Regions from separate parts of the Homo sapiens genome. Here region 1 is linked to region 2. Evidence: read pairs that join two places in POLR2A ChIA-PET (ENCODE). Cell type or tissue: PC-9. All regions are shown on one strand.

Evidence for each region. ChIA-PET counts read pairs that join two places held together with the same protein. Peaks named below come from ENCODE experiments on the same cell type or tissue, not always from the same donor. Only the 100,000 strongest peaks of a DNase experiment are listed, where the experiment ranks them.
Region 1: POLR2A ChIA-PET joins it to region 2 with 7 read pairs; 2 of 35 experiments call an interaction of 5 or more read pairs at or near these places.

What each region holds. Positions count from the first base shown.
Region 1 is chr9:121,193,817-121,196,316 of GRCh38, forward strand. The region is part of intron 1 of RAB14 (RAB14, member RAS oncogene family); the gene reads right to left. Among named protein-coding and RNA genes, the nearest start is that of RAB14, 6.8 kb to the right of the region's middle. In PC-9, no CTCF peak of the experiment used is centred here; a DNase peak (open chromatin) is centred at 1,145; H3K27ac peaks cover 1,040 bases.
Region 2 is chr9:121,037,723-121,040,222 of GRCh38, forward strand. It overlaps C5 (complement C5), which reads right to left. Exons shown (of 41, transcript NM_001735.3): 4 at 159-229. Among named protein-coding and RNA genes, the nearest start is that of C5, 11 kb to the right of the region's middle. In PC-9, no CTCF peak of the experiment used is centred here; no DNase peak of the experiment used is centred here.

The DNA.
Region 1 (2,500 bases), 160 kb after region 2:
AACTGATCAAGTAAGTTACTAATGATCTACTTGTTCAGAACTCTGATATTAAACAGAATGGTATATAAAGGAACCACTTAATTTATAAACACAAAACAACGTTTTTACTCTACTTTAAATCAACAGTTAGCAGCGCAAAGAGCAATCGTATGATTTCCAAATCAATGTTGGAACTAGACTGAATCACATGAAACTGTTCTTCCTATAGATTTTTCAAGTCAAAGTTTATTGGCATTTTCATATAGCTCAACCTAATACAGGACTTGCAGATTATCACTCACACACACACACACACACACACACACACACACACATTTTTTGAAGACCAGGCTGGTCTTGGGTCTTGAACTCCTGGCCTTAAGCGTCCCTCCCATCTCAGTCTCCCAAAGTGCTAGGATTACAGGCATGAGCCACTGTGCCCAGCCAGATTAACAACATAGTAAGTGCTTCCCATACACTATTCTAGGGACTGAAAGAAATAATGTCATAAAATTGTACTTATGGTTGCAAAATTTGAAAGCTTGTGTATTAGAAGATATTTCAAAAGATCACAGCCCATTTCTTACCCTCAAATAGACTTAACCTAAAGAATTCTAATTTCTCTTCTACTTAAAAAGAAAACAAAAAACTTTCCAATTTATTCAAATGAATTATCTGAATGTGTAAGACACGTGCTAGGTCCTAGAGAGAAACAAGGGGCTGAACTGTAAAACTGGTAATAACTTTCAATAAAGTTTATTCTCAAACCAGCTTTCAGCTTAAGACAAAAATTATTTATACATATAAAGATTTCACCCATTTAAAAAAATCTGACTTACAGTATTTTTAAGCCTGGCTTTTAGTGTTTCTGTCAATGTCACATTACACAAGCCAGACATTTAATATGACTGGAGAAATTTATTTACTGAAATTATCACCTTACTATATACCATATTTCAAGCAAAAGTTCTATATAACAACATTGAACCCGTAGAAAGAATATATATTTAAAACAAGTGTATTATTATAAGGGAAGAGGAAGTTGTTAATTACAGTAAAGTATTAATCACTTCCACACACTACAGTCTTCTCACTTAGCTATCTGTATTACATTTAGTGAAAGTAGAAGCCTTGTTACCCATTCCAGTTTGGCATGTTCTAACACATTTATAATCAGTCTCCTGCATCACAGAAAACTCCCTTAACCAGTTCTTTCAGGAAAGGGAGTTTTTCTAGTTAGATTAACTGATTCTGAACATCACAACAACTTTATTCCCTTTTCCAGGCACTAGGAACTCAAAACTTTTAAGAATGAACTTGGTCCTGAGACTAAAACTGGTCTGGATTATTTACCTGATCTCTGAACCAGATGCCAAACACAAGGGGGAAAAGTAATCTCTTACATTAAAAATATTTAAAGATTATTAACTTCTTAACTTGAATTCTTCCGACTCTTCTAATCAATTTTTAATTCTTCTAAATTCTTTCCCCATTCAAACCTGGGTAAAAGTAATCACTTAGTCACCTTCAAATTACTGTCTCTTCTGTGCTCTTCTCCCTTGATTTTCCTAATTTCTTTCCCTCTTCTAACTAAAGGTTGTAGCTGTACATACTTTGCTCCTTCTATTTTATGTTAAAGCTATGACTTCTAACAATCCCAAATTTCTACTTCAAATGCTTTAAAGACTATCATAAAATTGTGACCCAATTTTAGTTGTACTAATTTGTGTACCTGCTAATTATCATACATTCATTAAATGTGAGATAACTAATTTTGAAAATGTATCTTAAAATTACAAACATTCATATAGTAGAAACTATTTCCAAATAAAAGAAATGATCACTATTTCGGATTTAATACCAGGGCTCTGTCTCACCACACCACACATTTTTCTTGCTCGTTTCTTTAAAAATTACAAATAAAAACCATAAAAGCAGAATTAAAGGAAAACTACTCAAACTTACTAATTTCAGTAAACAAAGGCAGAAAACATTTAACACTGTAGCCACCAACACTCACAACAGGTCTTCCCTTTCTTATTCTAAGAAGATACTGTCTAGATTTAAATATATTCCCATAGTTGACTGATATTAATACATTTCAGTCAAAAGTATTTGCAGTAGAATTATATTCAATACTAAATAGGCTTAATGTTGCTTTAACAAAAGATTTCTCAGTCTCATTTCTTGAACATGAAACATACTATTGTTAAGGTGAGGAATATATTTTTACCTAACTTTGGAAGGGAAAAAATTCTTCCCCTATTATTTAACAGTACTTTTGCTTTACTTAGAGAACTCTTGAGTCTAAAAAAAAGGACAGGAAATGCTGGTCTGGTTCAAACTCTGAAAACATGAGCCCACTTAACATTACAATCCCCATAAATGAAAAAAAAAATCCTGGTAATATTCTATAACTTGTATACAACTACCGGGACAATTAAAATTCACTTTATTCCACATTTTACAGAAAGTATTCGAATCAAGTTCATATGTAAGTAAAAGATCTTTATTGCCTTTA
Region 2 (2,500 bases):
CAGAGGTATAGATCTATGATTCTATACTCATTGCAGATGTTCAATAACCATTTATGGAACATTGAATGATTTAGTGTAGTGTGAGGACAGGGTTATGAAATGAGATTCTTGTCCTGAAAAATGAATTAAAGTATTATTTAAATAAATAAAATACTTACTATGAAAGTTAAGACAGTTTCTCTTTTGGCTGGCTTCAAGTCGTCATTCAACGAATAAACTCTAACTTTTACTGTAAGAATAATTGATATAATCAAAAACTCTGCTAAAAACAAGGATATTTTGATTTTTTAAAACAACCATCCTTAAAAGAGATGAATCTTACTTTAAAAAACTCAATACACAAAAGTCCATATTTGAAAAAAACAAAAATTAGTTTGCAGACATATACATTACTAAAGATTCTCTTATTTAAGAGAATCCTCAGGGATTCCTTTAAAGAACTATTTCTCTTAGTGGATTTAAAGTACAGTTCACTTTCTTAAAATACATTTACCTACAATGTTTTGAGAAAACATTCACAGTATGAAATTAATTACATCTGTAATTAGGCCATTATTTATTAAGAATTTCATAGTAGCAAAATAGTGACATCACCATATGGTTATAGAGGAGCATAATATATTGTCTCAGAGTTGAAGATCTTAATGGAAAATTGGGAGCTTGATTCAGACATACACTCTTCCACTTATGAAAACCCACAAGGCTCCAAATTAGCTCTTATTGCAAAAGGCAGCTTTGGATTATATGGTTTTGTTCTATTTATTGAGCCAGATCCTACACTTGTTCGCTCATTGTTAAAAGAGCAATGGCAGGGGCTCAATAACTGTTAGTTCTCTTCCATTTCTTTCTGTCAGTTAATAGATCCCTACTTTTTAAACAAAAGCATCTGTTTCGCTTTTAACTCACAGCTGTTTGAGACACAGTGATCTAATTCTTTCCAATGACAAACTTAATTTCTCTAGGGTGTTGCTGATGCTCAAATCATTTCATGGCCAAAACTTTACCCACAAAATAAAATAGAACTGGCACCATAAACCCAGTATCTTTTAAAAGATCAGTATTATGCAAAGCTCTATATAAGAAGCCACATTAACACTGGTTTTACTAAGTTCACAAGATAAAAACAATGTGCTCAGTAAATGCCCCACCTCTCTGCTCTCTCCTTCCCCTCACACCTGTCTCCCACCACAAATCCTATCTCCTGCTTTTTGGGACACACCCAGTCTAGGCCTGAGTATCACTGGGAAGCTGCCCAAGTCAGAAAGTCACAAAAGTTAAGAGCACAGGCCCTGGAATTAAACACTTTGGTTTCACTCCTGCCTCTGCCACTTTTTAGTATGACCCTGAGCAGGATACTTAATCCCTCTAAACCTTAGTTAACTCACTTGTAAAACAGGAATACTAGTGTGTGCTCATAGTGTCCTTGTGAGAATTAAATAATGCAAAGCTTTTGCATAGCCTGACACATACTAAGTAATCAATAAATGTTTATTTTATTATTATTTCTGTTACTACTATTTGGCTAGTTTTTAACCCAGTTTGTGTTTAGGTTAGAAAATTAATCTTGTCTTCACAGCGATGGTACATTGGAGGCAAGATCTATACAATTTTTTGTATAAAAGATATGGCTTATTGGCCGGGTGCAGTGGCTTACACCTGGAATCCCAGCACTTTGGGAGGCCGAGGTAAGTGGATCACTTGAGGCCAAGAGTTCAAGCCCAGCCTGGCCAACATGGTGAAATCCCATCTCTACTAAATATACAAAATTAGCCAGGCATGGTGGCACGCGCCTGAATCCCACTTACTTGGGATGCTGAGGCTGGAGAATCGCTTGAACCTGGGAGGCGGAGATTGCAATGAGACAAGATTGCACCACTGCCCTCCAGCCTGGGTGACAGAGCGAGACACTCACTAAATAAAAATAAAAATAAAAGATGTGGTTTATTAATTTAAAAAAAGTTTGAATGCCAGGCTGGAGTGCAGTGGCGCAATCTCGGTTCACTGCAAACTCCACCTCCTGGGTTCATGCCATTCTCCTGCCTCAGCCTCCCGAGTAGCTGGGACTACAGGCACCCACCACCATGCCTGGCTAATTTTTTGTATTAGCTCACATCCCGTGTGAGCCAGGATGGTCTCGATCTCCTGACCTTGTGATCCGCCTGCCTCGGCCTCCCAAAGTGCTGGGATTACAGGCATGAGCCACCGCGCCCGGCCTTGAATGCCTTCTAATGTGCCAGTCATTATGCTACGTACTGAGATACAGTAGTGAAACAAATCAGACATGGACATCTTTTAATGGTGTGGAGGAAAGAGGCAAACACAATTATATGTAAAATTCTAGGGTGTGAAGTGCCACAAAGGATATTTGCCTGGCCTTATGAGCATGTAGAAGAGGGAGATTTGAAGAGGTCAGGGAAATCAGCGAAAGCTGCCTTTAGAAGGATCTGTGATGACACGTGAGGGTGAAGTAGGAGTTAACAAGGCAAAGGAGGGGCAAGAA